3 separate regions of the Homo sapiens genome follow, and regions 1 and 3 are each linked to region 2. Evidence: chromatin contacts called from ENCODE Hi-C data. All regions are on one chromosome and are shown on one strand. Each heading gives the region's core, a stretch centred on a gene start or an enhancer-like site at or near the end of the contact. The rest is flanking DNA. Distances are from core to core; before and after follow the strand shown. Region 1 holds the start of MIDEAS-AS1 (MIDEAS antisense RNA 1). Region 2 holds the start of IRF2BPL (interferon regulatory factor 2 binding protein like). Region 3 holds the start of MIDEAS (mitotic deacetylase associated SANT domain protein).

The links. A loop is a pair of places that touch in the nucleus more often than their neighbours do. Pooled maps may share reads with other maps.
Region 1: a loop to region 2 is called in a pooled map, with 5 times the contacts of the local background. The contact joins the promoter of MIDEAS-AS1 here to the promoter of IRF2BPL in region 2. A Hi-C loop is called at or near these places in 2 of 37 single-sample maps with no recorded cell type and 5 of 50 pooled maps.
Region 3: a loop to region 2 is called in a pooled map, with 6 times the contacts of the local background. The contact joins the promoter of MIDEAS here to the promoter of IRF2BPL in region 2. A Hi-C loop is called at or near these places in 3 of 37 single-sample maps with no recorded cell type and 11 of 50 pooled maps.

The regions. Positions count from the first base shown.
Region 1 is chr14:73,784,333-73,789,102 of GRCh38, reverse strand. It overlaps MIDEAS-AS1 (MIDEAS antisense RNA 1), which reads right to left and starts at 1,743. Exons shown (of 3, transcript NR_109995.1): 1 at 1,594-1,743; 2 at 1-76. It also overlaps a transcript of MIDEAS not described here. RefSeq lists an enhancer at 1,069-1,118 and silencers at 1,469-1,528, 1,609-1,658, 1,709-2,298.
Region 2 is chr14:77,027,458-77,031,723 of GRCh38, reverse strand. IRF2BPL (interferon regulatory factor 2 binding protein like) reads left to right here and starts at 3,016. Exons shown (of 1, transcript NM_024496.4): 1 at 3,016-4,266. The coding sequence starts at 3,932. It overlaps LOC107984638 (a long non-coding RNA gene), which reads right to left and starts at 4,256. Exons shown (of 4, transcript NR_190002.1): 1 at 3,913-4,256; 2 at 2,244-2,436; 3 at 1,988-2,063; 4 at 152-1,897. LOC105370579 (a long non-coding RNA gene) reads left to right here. Exons shown (of 2, transcript NR_169510.1): 2 at 1-165. RefSeq lists an enhancer at 1,443-1,963 and silencers at 2,727-2,856, 3,057-3,266, 3,387-3,886.
Region 3 is chr14:73,758,210-73,763,038 of GRCh38, reverse strand. It overlaps MIDEAS (mitotic deacetylase associated SANT domain protein), which reads left to right and starts at 2,736. Exons shown (of 13, transcript NM_001367710.1): 1 at 2,736-3,276. It overlaps MIR4505 (microRNA 4505), which reads right to left and starts at 4,292; the gene lies at 4,220-4,292. RefSeq lists enhancers at 468-767, 369-890, 891-1,413, 2,329-2,658, 4,719-4,768 and silencers at 3,079-3,318, 3,449-3,598, 3,959-4,068.

The DNA of each region.
Region 1 (4,770 bases), core at 494-2,993, 3.2 Mb after region 2:
CATTGGCAGGGGGCGCATCTTAGAGGCTGTCTACCACATCCTCCACTTGGTGCCCTGGTACTCCAGCAACTGCCACCTTACATAGAGAAAAAAGCAATGTATGTGTAAGTGTCAGGCCTTCACACATTTACACTGTCTGCTAATTACTCCTGGGCATGCAGAAATACTGAATATTCATGAAATTGTGACTGAAAATTTGGAATTGCATATGGAACAAAAAAAATATTCAGCTCTTGTTTTAGCAAATATGGAGTATCACATGATTGCCTTTAGAAGCCTGGCTAACATATTCTCTCATTGGTTGCCTTAAGCAGAATGCACTAAGGAATTACTTCTATTTATTCCAAAATTGAAATGGGCAATCCCTTCACCATCTCCCCACAATAGCGTGATGTAAGAAGAATTTCAGGGAACTTTAATTATTGAGTCTAATGATGCAGTTATTTCTCAAAGCAGTATTATTTTTCTTGCATTGCACATTTTGTATTTATAATGTGCCATTAATGTCTTAGTAAAAATCAGAACTAGGGCGTAGCAGCTGCAACGTGGAGGATTTCATGTTGCTAGGAGAGCTTCGATCTTCATACGCCTATCTTTGGGTGAGTCTGTGGCTTTCCATGAGAGATTAACACAGACCTGGGGATCATTTCCCAAATGTCATTTTCCATCAGTCTTACATCCACCTTTCTGAACAAAGCCTTCACTCAAGTTTATGGTTTCCTGTGTTTTCATAAAAAGATGAAGCATTGAAAGGGGGGAGGTTTTATCTGGCCAATGTGCTAGGAGAAGCAGTATTTGGGGAAAAAAGGAAAATTGTTGAGCCCTAACTGATGCTTTTGAACCACCTATTAAAAGGTCCCTGTTTTCCACGACAAGCTACAATGAAGCTAATGTTTCTGTTATGAAAGCCCTTCACTGCAGTTTCGAATGTCTTTTTTTTTTTTTTTCACCAGCAAAGGCTAACCCCGTTTTTTCTCCAGCCTTATGAGATCAGGAGTTCTTCCTTGAAGACTGCTGTTTAACGACTTGGTTGCTACTTATCTTAAAGGTGGCTTTCCGTTGTACTTTTTAATAAGGTGAGCACATTTATTTTGAGCAATGATAAATTTCAGGATTACTATTGCCTGAAGCTGCCCTTCTCAGGCCTCCACCCTACCCTCAAAGTCACTTTTGACCGGTGATGAAACACAGAATGCATCAGACTCTATTTTCTGTGAGTTGAGTGTAAAGAGGTGGAAATCGCGGGGGAGGATTAGAACAGAAACCATTCTGCAGCCCCAGCTTGGGCGTTGAAATAGCCCCCAGAAGTGTGATACGTGGTAAACGTCTTGCTCACTTATAACCCGTAGAAATGACGAGGGACATCATGCAGACTTTTAGAGAGAACGTGGGGACAGGGACCCTTGTTTTAAGGCCCACTTTAGGCATTAAGAACACATAGAGCACACTGCTTTCTGACATGACCCTTTTAGCCCCAACACCAAACGGAAAAACTTTTTCTTTCCCCTCCCCCACCGCTTTGTTTGTGTACTGGTGTTTACCCTGGAACCCCAGCTTTCCGGGGACCCTGAACCCCACCACCACCTTCCAGACCAGCCTGAGAGCAGGGGACTCCAGCGCGGGGCCCCGGATCGCACTTCGGCGCGGAAACGACGCGGCTGGAGCGAGGCTTCCCTCCCAGGGCGGGGGGTGCAGGCTAGGCGGCCGGCAGCGCAGGGCTGCCCGCTACCCCGCAGCCGAGGGCGCGCAGAGTGGGGAGACGGCGCCTGGGGCCAGGGGCGCGCGGAGCCGGGGGCGCGGGCGGGGCGGCTGGCTGCAGGGCCCTGCGCGCCACCGCGCGAGCCGCTGGGTCACAGCCCGGGCCGCACAGCCCGGGCCGCACCGCCCGCTCCGCGAGGAAGTGACGACTGCGCCGTCCCGAGAGCAACAAAGTTAGAGTCTGCGGGCCGCACTCGCCTGCGCCCCGCACCCCTCCGAGCAGCCCGGGGATCCAGCACGCAGGTAAGCCGCGGGCTCGGCGCCCCCTCCCGCCACCGGGCGCCGGCGTGGGGCTCGGAATCGTTCCGGGGCTCGGGCTGGGCCGCGCGGGCGCGGATGTGGCGGGCCGGGTTGGGCCGGGCGCTGGGGTGCCGGGGTGCTGCAGGGAGGGAGCTCGGCGGCCGGGGTCGGGGCGCCGGGCTGCGCCGGTGTTGTCGCCGCTTTGCCGCGGGACTTCAAACAGCAAGGGCTGCAGCGGGGCCAGCTCCAGGCGCCGTTGGCCTGAGGTAGGGTGGGGGGAAGGGGCTTTCCGGGGCCTACGTCTGCAGCCAGCCCTCCGCCCAGCGCCTCCATCCCTGCAGGCTGGGCGCAGCTCTCGGCCCCTGCCCGGTGCTTCCCTGGGAAATGACCTCTTCCTCTTCGCAGCCCTTGTCGAGGGCGCAGGAAGGAAGTTAAAGGAACTTTCCCCGGACTTTTATTTGCTTGGCCTTCCTGGGACGAAGAGCAGAGTAGCTCGGAAGTTTGGGAAAACAACCCTACGCATTTTCAGAAAACCAAACCGGAATTGTCCCCAAGCCCCCTTGAAATGAATCGCTCCTGACTCCCCCTTTACCCTTCCCAACCATGTCCCAAACCTGACAGTGATCGCTAAGGCCTAACACTTTGCAATTTAGCCATAAAAACTGTCAGCACACCCACGTACATATGTGAGTGTTTTCTATATAAAACTCAGAAACCCGCTTCCAGCGGACTCTGTGGCATCTCGTTCTTTTCTGTTTCCTAAAACTGCAAGGGCTGCAGGAATGTGCTGCAGGAACTTTGACGGTGGTTCCCGTCGCCCTCGGTAGCCTCGTGGCGCAGGGTTTTTTAAAGAACAGCTGAGAAGTTTGGGACATTCCTGCAGAGTAACTAGGGGCTGGCGGCCCGGGCCAGTGGCGAGACTGCAACTGTAGCGGCGGCGGCGGGGACACGTTGGTGTGTGCAGGAAAGTGCGTCCGAGCCGTGGAGACTCGAGATGGGGTGTCCTAGAGGTTGAATGGTGCAGTTCCTAGCAGCAGCTTCCTGCCGGCCTGTAATTACAGCGTGATTGCACAGTCAGGCATTGTTGGCGTGGATGTTTATACACAGGCTATTGTGCAAGACCTCGGTAGTGGCGAAGAAAACGCAGCTTTGCACTGCAAATGCCCAGGATAGATCTGGGTCTGAGCTGCAGTCTCCAAATTCTTTTTGCCCTTTAACCCTAGCTAGGTGATTTATTTCATTACCTCCCTCTCACTTTTGACGACTTGTCCAAAGCCTGAGATGTGGGGTGGACTCGGGAGGCCACTGCACTCCTATCTTAGGCAGCCTGAAAACTATCCCAGGAACTCTACCCTTATTTGTCTCCGGAGAAAATGTGGGATGACGTCAGTAGGAAAAGGAGATGGGAGATGGCTATCAACCTCTCTAAACGGGAAAGCTGTTTGAATTAGCAAAATTGCACGGGTGGCTGGGTTGGGGCTGAGTTGCAAAGAGGACTCGTCAGACCATGTGTGACTGAGCTGGCGTGCTAGACTTTAAGCCTGGAAGTGTCAGCTGCAGAAACTTAGTAGGTGGTAGGTCCTAATTCCTTTATTGTGCTGGGCAAAGAGGAAACGTGCAAGTGGTAGCACTTTTGTCTGTGCTGGTGGTCTGGGTCTGGGAGGGGCAGAGGAGTGACTCCTCCTTCTCCATAGGAACCCTAGGCCCACTTTCTTAGCAGGGACTGTGGCACAGACCAGAGCAGGGATCCTCCCATTTGCCATGCTGCCTTGCAGGAAGGGAGCCAAGCCTGCAAGTATGGAAAGAAGGCAAACAGTGTCTTGTTGAGGGCCTTACAGGGGTATAATTGTATAGAGAGATTTAAAACACAGTAAAAAAGGCGTGTATTGGATTTGTGCAGGGCCATCGTTTTCACATTCTAAATCTCAACCTGATAACTCCCTGTCCTAGGCAGAAGACGCTCATGGGGAGCACTCAGCCCAGCTACGTTGCTGTGTGGCTAGGTGGTACCACCTTATGCTGGGCATGGGCAGCCTCTCTGCTCAGAGTGGCAGGTACTGATGATTCCAGTGCACTGGAGTTTCTCCAATGCCTGGCCTTTCCAGCCAAGTATCTGAGCTTCACCTGGAGGAAAAATGCTGTTTTGCAGCCTTGTGCCAGGTGTGTGTCATGGGCACAGTGACCGTTTGTCAAACCAAAAGATTAGGGCACAGTCCCTGGCAGGTACCTGTGTGCTTCCAGAAACTCGAGGACAAACATGTAAAATCAGGACAGTTCTGGAAAGTCTGGCATGTATGGTTACAGTTGCCACAGGGGAATGAGGTTTGAGCAAAAGCAGCACTATGGTAGGAGTCACCACAGGTTGCACAACCCTCTTTTCTAGAGACATTTGGTTTTTACTGATCTTGACTGTGAAGGTCCTGGTTAGCTGGATCACCTGACCAGGACTGCCATAATGAAGGCCTGCTGGTGCCTGGCTGTAGTCTTGAGGGGCAGGAGAAGGGATCGTTCCCTTCTGATCCCAAAGCTTTGAGTTTGCAGTGCTTTGTGTTCGTGTAGAATTTACAGAGACTAAAAGTGCCCCAAAAGCCCTCCAGAGTGTAGCTGGGAGAGTGGAGGGGAGGGGCCTCTTGTAAAGGCCAGAGAAAGAAGGAAGCCAGGCTCCAGGGAGCTGCGGGAGCCACATGCAGGCCCCTCACCTTCAGTTCCCAATGGCAGATTTTTGTGCATAACTCAGGCCCTTTCCCTGGCTTGCTCAGCTTTGCCTCTGCA
Region 2 (4,266 bases), core at 1,767-4,266:
AGGGCTCCTCCTCCTCTTCTGTCCTTAAAAACTCGCCTTTCCTTTGCACTCAGGGGCCCCAGAATGAGTGGGAGATTGGGGCTCTGGGGAGGGTTGGATAGGGGAACAGGCTCTGGAAGTCAAGTGTCAAAATAAAAGTAAGTATCTCTTGTTGCTTCCACTGAACTTTATTGCAATTACTAGTAATAAGAGTGATAATAGTGATCCTCACAATTTATGCAGTTTACTAAGTACTGTCACATGTCAACCAGCAATAGTACCAACACTAGTATCAATACTAATAATAACTAACACTAACTGTGAGTCCAACACTGCTCTCCATTCTGTATGGTGTATTTAAGTTACAGTCTGGTAGTGACAGATCTACAACTTCTGTATATAGAACTCAGTGGTACAAATGCGCTTGGAAGGGGAGGCTGGGGGTTGGTTATGAAGGTGTATTGGCATAGTACTTACGTAAGATTGTATGTAACACCAAATCAACTGGGGCTGATGGGAATTTTGAGCACCCCAAACCACCTCTGCAAGCCTGAGCTTGTCAAAGACACCTCAAATCAGATTTACTGGATTCAAATCCCAGCCCCATCACTAATGGCTGTAGGCAAGTTATATAGCCTCTTTACTTTCCTGGTTTGTAAAATGGAGGTAAAAGAATCTACCCTGTAGATAATATTAAGGGTTTAATACTGTAATAGGCCGGTCACGGTGGGTCATGCCTGTAATCCCAGCACTTTGGGAGGCTGAGGCGGGAGGATCACCTGAGGTCAGGAGTTCGAGACCAGCCTGGCCAACATGGTGAAAGTCCGTCTCTACTAAAAATACAAAAATGAGCTGGGTGTGGTGGCGGGCGCCTGTATCCCCAGGTACTTGGGAGACTGAGGCAGGAGAATTGCTTGAACCTGGGAGGTGGAGGTTGCAGTGAGCTGAGATTGCGTCACTGTACTCCAGCCTGGGTGACAGAGTGGACTCTGTCTCAAAACAACAACAAAATACTATAGATAATATCCCCTTAATAATGTAGATAATATTAAGGGTGATGCAAGTAAAGCCACCTAGTTTACTAAGGTCCCACGGCAAGTCTAAGTAAGCGTTATCTCTTCTTATGACAAGAAACAAATTGAGGCCGGGTGAGGTGGCTCATGCCTGTAATCCCAACACTTTGGGAGGCCAAGGTGGGTGCATCACTTGGGCCCAGGAGTTTGAGACCAGCCTGGGCAACACGGCAAAACCCCATCCCTTTCCAAAAATACAAAAAAATTGGCCAGGTGTAATGGCACATGCCTGTAGTCCCAGCTACTAGGGAGGCTGAGGTGGGAGGATTACTTGAGCCTGGGAGGTCAGGCTGCTGCCAGCCGCGAGTGTGCCACTGCACTCCAGCCTGGGCAACAGAACAAGATCCTATCTCAAAAAAACAAAAAACCGAAGTTGAAATCTCAAACAACCCTAACAACCTGGGAGCTATCATTCCATTCTCTTTTCCATGGAAAAGAGAGATTTTGTGGGTAACTAGCTTAAGGGTGGAGAGCCAGTTAGTGATGGAGAGGAAATTTCAATCTGGTGGGCCACACTTCAGAATCCGAAATCCCATTATATTGCTTTCCCTTCTCCAGCCTTCCCTGGGATTATCTCAGTTTTCATGAAATAAAAAAAAAAAAAAAAGCAAACCCAATAATTAGAATAATCAATAGAAATGCCCCAACTAGAGCTATGACCAACATATCCATCGTGCCATAAGCAATACTGATGAGCAGTGATCTTGTAAGGCAGAAGAAATCACGGCCTTGGCCGGGCGTGGTGGTTCATGCTTGTAATCCCAGCACTTTGGAAGGCCGAGGCGGGAGGATCACCTGAGGTCAGGAGTTCAAGACCAGCTGGCTAACATGGTGAAACCATGTCTCTACAAAAATACAAAAAATTAGCTGGGCCTGATGGCGGGTGCCGGTAATCACAGCTACTTGGGAGGCTGAGGCGGAAGAATCGCTTGAACCTGCGAGGCAGAGGTTGCAGTGAGCCGAGATCGCGCCATTTTGCACTCCAGCCTGGGCGACAGAGCAAGACTCCGTCTTAAAAAAAAAAAAAAAAAAAAATCACGGCCTTGTTCCGCCTTCTGGGGCAACATGGAGTGAGATCACAGCGCCTGAGAAAGAACTTTGAAAACTGCGGCTGTGCTTTACAAAAATGTATCAGTATTATTAAATGCTGCCTCCACCTTTTAAAAATCAAACTCTAGAAAAAACACTCACCTGTTTGGCCTCTCCGGCCCCTCCCCCTCCCTGCCCTGAACTGCAGCTGTGCGCAGCCAGTTGCCTGTTTTCCTTAAAGGCCTCGGGGTGCTCGTATCTTCTTCAGACGTTCAGCCAAAATTTTTAAAGTGCGGCTGGGGGGAAGGGTAGCGCACTCTGAATTCATTTAGCTCTATCGTTGAAGCCCGGGTTCCTAGATCAGGGCACAAAAACAAATAGAAAAGACAATTTCTGGAAGATTGGAAAACAGCTAATTTTGCAGGTGCTTCGGCATCAGTGGTGGCGATGAATTTAACATCCATGCCGGGGGGGATAAGGTTCAACCGCAGATGAAATGGTTAATACCTTATACGAAATTCACGGCGAAAAATCCTGAAACAGGACATTTAAATTCACTGCCGAGGCTTGGGGGTGGGGTGGGGAGCAGGGATCGGAAACGACGCTAGTGGTTCTTAAATGCGTTTTTACTTGGGAATGCCCGGCAGGGAAAGGAAAGGTCATCGTCTGTTTAATTTCCACCCCCAGCTCTGGACTTCCAGCATTAGCTCGCCGGGCCTCAGCTGTTGTACACACACGGCGAGGGGGGAGGGGAGGGCGGAGGCGCGGAGGAGGGGCCGGCTGGGAGGAATCTGGGCGTCCTGCCGCGCATGCGCCTTGCCTGAGCAACAAGTGGGCTCCACAGAGGAAGTGTAAAGGGGAGGGGGAAGAACTGGTGCAGAGCATGGCGGTGACGTCAGCGCTCCGCCCGGGCGGCATCCCGCGCGGCCAAGCCGGGGACAGCGCGAGCCGCAGCCGGAGCAGGAGCGCCGAGACGCGCCTCCGGAACGTAGAGTAACAATCACAACCCCACATTCCGGGCGAGCGTGAGCACGAGCGGGAAGGGATGCGACCCGGGCCGAGGCGCCGCGCGAGCGCCCTGCAGCCAACGTGAGCGCCGCCAGCCGCGGCGGCCCGGGCGCCGGCCAGGCCTGGGGGCGGCGGGAGCCTGCGTGCGTGCACTCCTCTCCTCTGCTCTCGTGCGTCCTGGAAGCAGTGGCCGCGGCGGCTCCCTCCGGGGTGCAAACCCAGTCGCCGCCAGCAGAACGGCCGACGCTGCGGAGGGGAGAAGGTCCTTTCTCGGCTGCCACCCCCTCCCCCGGTCCTCCGGGGAAGCAGCGGCTTCAGCAAGATTGGACCCGGGCACCGGGTGGCACTGAACCCTCTGGCCCTCGCCCCAGGGGGCCCGTCGGGGAGAGGACGCAGCTCGTAGGGGGGTCCCCGGGGAGAGGAAGAGACAGCCCCTTTCGAGCTTCCACGCACCAGCCACTCCGGGGAGGGGGCCAAGAGGCAACGGCGGCCACCACCGGGCACCCTCGCCCCCTCCCCTCGGGCCGGGAGCTTCCAGCCCAAGTCTGCAGCACCAGGAAGAAGGCGCCTGAGCTCCCCTCGCGACGAGTCAACCGCAGTAGGAGGTGGGGGCGAAGAGAGGGCTGAACCCGTCCGCTGCCCGGGCGGTGGAGCCCCCACGGCGAGGCGCTGCGCCGGCGGTGGAGACTCGCGTTCCCTCCAGCCCCTGGGGCAGAACTTTCTCGCCCCCCCTCCTCCCTCCCCCGCAGTCGGACTCCCTCCCCAGCCGGCCAGTCCTCCCGGAGGAGAAGGCGCCGCGGAGACAGCCCGGGCGGGGGCCTACCTTCCCCAGGGCAGGCATCATGTCGGCGGCGCAGGTGTCCTCGTCCCGGAGACAATCTTGCTACCTGTGCGACCTGCCCCGCATGCCCTGGGCCATGATCTGGGACTTCTCGGAACCCGTATGCCGCGGTTGCGTCAACTACGAGGGCGCTGATCGCATCGAATTCGTGATCGAGACAGCGCGCCAGCTGAAGCGGGCGCACGGCTGCTTCCAGGACGGCCGCTCCCCCGGGCCGCCGCCGCCCGTCGGGGTCAAGACAGTGGCCCTGTCGGCTAAGGAAGCGGCGGCGGCGGCGGCAGCAGCGGCGGCCGCCGCCGCCGCCGCGCAACAGCAACAGCAACAGCAGCAGCAGCA
Region 3 (4,829 bases), core at 1,487-3,986, 3.3 Mb after region 2:
TTTAATGGTCTAGATACTGCTGATGAAACACAGGGCAGTGACAGACCGCTCTGAGTGGAGTCCAGAGAGCTGATGTGGCCCTAGGAAGCCTCTCAAATTTGCCATATTCTACCTTTATTGGGAATCAGAGTTTAGGATTCTGTCTAGGGTGCTTTATTTCCTGGAGTGTTTCTCTCTTGTCACACTCCCTGGTAACTGGAGCTCTGTACTCCTTTTTCGTGCAGTTTGTAAAGAGGGTTGAGGGTGGAGAAAATCCAACTCTGTGGATAAGGTCTCTGGAACACCTCCCCATTTCCCTGAAAGGTCAACCTTCTTGGTTGCCCCAGAGACTTGTAGCAGGGGCTGGAGCTTCTAAAACCAAAACTTTCACTTCACACGTCAGTGATTCTGCACCGTCATATCTGCAGCAAAACTGACCTCCAGGGCTTTCCCGGAAGCGCTGCAGCTTTCTTTACATAGCCTCATCTGCCCGCCTTTTTGAGGTAGACTTCTCCTGCCAAGGGGGGGCTATTTGGTATAGTCTTGAGCCCTCCTCCCCTGCACACATGTGTGCCCCTTTTCTTCTCTCTCCTTTCTTAGGTGGCCTGAATTTGGAAGTTTAGCTGTAGTGAAGGGCGGTGCCGCTCCAAGGTGAGCAAGGCTCCTTCAGGGCCACTGACTTCTCTGTTTCCCCTGCCACCTGCCTCCACTATGTATGCTGCTTCCTGGGCCACTCCTTTGGAGTGGCTTTCACCTGTTCCCTGAAGGCTGGGCCCTGGCTCCATGATGGCAGGCTCTTCTAGCAATGTGCTTCCCAGTCAGGTTTTCTGGTTGGTTGGGAACATCCCTGGGCTGGTCTGCACAAGCTCTTAGGGGCTCACTCTGGGCTGGCCTAAGGCCAACTGCAGGGGCTGGGCTCTCAGGGGAGGTGAGGATGGCCACAGGTCTGCAGAGGAACTTGGCAGCAGTGGGCACTGGAGACCAAATGGCTTTGCTTTTGCTTCCCTCACTTGGATGTGTTGTCAGTGGGAGGGAAGAAATCAGGCAAATGAAAAAAGTAAAAAGGCTCTACCCTGATCCTTTGCCAGGAGCCCTGAGAGTCTGGCCTCTGCTTGGGGGTCTGCAGGCCTGAGCACTGCAGTTCCTCAATTGCTCACTGCCTTCCTCTGGGGGAGGAGCAGAGAGGTCACAGATGCTTGGCTTGCCCTGTGACCTGGTGCAATTCACTTAACCTCTCTGAACCTCAGTACATCCACAGATTGAGAGAGATAAAACTCACATGCAGGGCTCTTCAGGAGACTGTATGGAGAAGTGCTCTGAGAGCTGCCAGGAACAATACTGTCATCACAGATGCTAAATCGGGGAGCCCGGGCTTTTTTTTGTAGAAGGTGGTTTCCCTAGCTCCTCTATTCACTTACTGTAATCACAGAATCATGGATCTTGAACTGGAAGGGATCTCAAGAGGTCCTCTGGTCCAGTCCTGTGGCATAATTACCTGTATTTTGTAGATAAGATTGTTTTAAGTGTTCCTTATTTTGACATATCTATCATAACATGGTGCAAATAAGCCCTTCTCCTCTTGGGGAGGTGTGACTTCCAGGTGTACATGTACGCAGGTGCTCCAGCCAGCAAAGAGGTGGAAGAGGACAGGAAAGCCATGCCCCCTTAGAAGCAAGTGCAGGTTTGGCAGGATTTCTGGGCAGAAGATCCAAGTTTTGCCTGTGTCCTCCACACCCCACCCTGGCCCTGTAGGCCCAGTGAGTGTGTGAGAATCATATTCTGCTGCCCCTCCCTCCTCTTCTCCCTGAGAAAGTGAGGGATGCACCTGGTTCTCAGGTCTGGCCACAGTGTTTTGAAAAGTGGCTGCCAGGACACATGGTATTCTTCGGTGGTTTTTCTTTCAAAGGAAAATCTCCTTGTGACCCATCTCCTTGAAAAACAGCCACCGCCACCACCGCCGCCGCCACCACCACCACTGCACCACCACCAAAAAACTTGGAAGGAAGAATAGGACACACTCCCCTGAACTTTCCCCTGGCCCTAGAGCCCCATTGAATGTGGGGGCCAGAACCAACCTCTTGAGCTGCAAAAATGTTTTCCATCTTCCCACCAGTCAGGCAAGGAGGCATCAAGGCCTGGACCTGAGAATTGATCAGGGGGATATTTAGGGAAGACAGGGGAAAATGTGAGTATGGAGTGAAAAGCCGCTCAACTCTGGCCTGAGTTGCTAGATTTAAATCCAGGAGATTTTCCTCACCTAAGCGATGGAGATGGTGGGTCCTTTCTAGGGACTGAGGCCAGTTTCTCAATAACCTTTACACGCACCAGGACGCTTTTGAGCCAGAAAGTGAAACTCGGAGAGTCTGTTAATAAAATGCCATGGAGAGGATTGTGCATGATTTACCGTATCCAAAACCAGAGAGAGTTTCTTTGTGGAAGAAAGCGACTTGTGCCTTCCCCAGCATCACACACACACTTTCCTGGCAGGCTCAATGGGTTTCCAAACATTTCGTCACCGTCTCCTCCTGACCTTGGTGTGAAAGGAACTAGCAGCGTGGCCCGCCAGCAAAGCCATCGGGGGCGCCAGCCTGGGCGGGGGATGGGGACGGCGACCGACTCGTGAGTGGAGGTGAGGTCTGCTGGAAATCCCCAGCCCCGGCCGCCGCCTGAGGTTTAAGGACGCCTTCCCCGGCCTTATTTGGTCGCAGGAAGTGGGCGGCGCCGGGCCTGCTGGCTGAGGCCGCCCCGAGACAGTTGTGCTGATGAAGTGGTAGAGCTGGTTCCTGCTCGCCGCGGTGCCGCGCGCGCCGGCCGGCCGCTGGGCGCTCCGCGCTCCCAGCCTCGAGTTGTGCAATCCTTTGTAGCACGCCAGAGTCCTCCTCCTCCGCTGTTGCCTCTCGCCCTCTCTCTTTTTTTTTTTTTCAAGCTGTGAGCTCAACCGATGAGTCAGAGCCGTGCAATCCTGACACTGCATCGCAGGACTGGGGGTGACACGGAGGGAGGCAGAGCGCTCGCGAGGCGGACGGCACGGGTGCGGGGCGCGCCGAGGCTCCTGCATCGCAAGCGGGGGGTGACAGCCCGCGCGTCCCGCCCGGGCCCTGCCAGCAAACTTCTCAGCCTCGGGAGGCGCGGGCTGGCGGAAGCCCCGCGAGCGCCGCGGGGAGGCGACGGCGCCTGTTTGTTTTTAAAATCGGGAGTGCGTGCAGGCGGCTGGAGTCCCGGAGGCGACCGAAGGCGGCGACCCGCGGCGGAAGGGGGACAGCCGAGCCCGGAGCCCGGAGCCCGGGCAAGAGCTGGGTAAGTGGGGCTGCCTGGCCGGCGGCCGAGGCCTGCACGCGGCGGGGCCGGCGAGGGGACCCCAGGCGGCGCGCGAGCTGTGGCTGCTCGCACGGCGGGTTGCAGCTCTGCAGGCGCGGCCCGGAGAGGGGGCCGCGGGGGCCGCTGCGCTCGAACTTCTGCGGCCTGGGCGGCGGTGGAGCGGGCGCGTGTGGCCGTGCGGGGGCCGCCTGCAGCCCGCCGCCCCCTCCCCCGCGGTCCGCGCCCTCGGCCCGCAGCTGCGTGTGCAGCGCAGCCCCGCGGTGTTTGTGCAGCTACGCAGCTTGCGCGCGGCCCCCGCCCACCCGGGCGCGGCCCCGCCAGGAAAGCCCTCCCCACCCGGCGGCCCGCGGCGGCTCGGGAATCCGGCTGCTCCTCCTCCGCTGGAGAGAAACGTGGTGTCCGTGGGGACCGGCTGACGTGACGGAGCCCAGGCCCGGAAGGCGCGGCGAGGGGCTAGCCAGCTGAGGGAACTTGGCGCGGGAGCCCCTTCCCCTGCCAGCGTGCACGGGAAAGTGGGCCTGGACGCGGCGTCCACGCCAGGAGTTTGGGGGACAGAGGTGCAGGGGCGTTGGGGAACTGGGGCAAATGCAGTCAGCAGAGGCCTAGGCTGGAGCGCTTCGCGCGGGCGGGCGCACCTCAGACCTGTCATCCTCCCGCGCGCCCCCGCACGCCCGCGCCGCCGCAGCCCTCCCAGCCCGCGCGGTGCCTCGCGGGGAGCTGTGTTCCCTGGTGCCTGGCGGCAGCGCCGAAACCCGGGATTCGGCCGGGCCCTGCATATGGCCGGCTTGGTGGAGCTGGTCACGTCGCCTCCCAAGTCGCACATGCAGGACCATGTGTGTCAGGTTGCCCCCAAGGCCTCTGGGTAAAGGTCTAGGGGAGGAAGGGGAACTTCGTGTGCCCTGGGGCCTTCAGGCTTCAGCCCCAAGGCGGGCCGACATGGAGGAGGTACCTGCCACAGAAAGTGGAGGCCGGGTGTCCGTCCCAGCCCAGCCTCCAGCGAGAGCTGGTGAGAAGATGAAAGGGGAAGTTATATGCCCCATTTAAAACTTTGTTGGTCACAACTACGGTGGCTGCTTCCTGTTTCCACCATCCCACGTGGGACCTGTGTGCCAGCCTGTGGAGCCTCGCGCGGGGGGCGGTGGGATGGGGGAAGAGAGGCTGGCCACGGAGGCCCCGGTGGCCCGCGTATGCAGGGGATCCCTGTTGGCAGCTGCGGCTGGGGGAGGGAGGGGATGTCTGGCTTGCTCCAGCAGGGGGAGCCTGGCCAGGTGATCTGGGATCTTCTTGTTCCTGTAGCTTCAGGGTTGAGACTGAAGGCCTAGTGAAGGTGGACCGAGAAGCCAGTCCTCCCTAGGGGGCCTCAGCTGAGGGGAGAAACCACCTGTCTTGCTCTAGAGCCTCCCACCAAAGGTGTGGCACACGCCCCTTTTGGATCAGAGAAATGCACCCTTTCCTTGGGTGTTAAGTGGCTTCAGAACCCAGGGAAAAGGAGAAGCCTTCCCGGGTTGAGAATTCGTAGGTCTTCCTTTTCC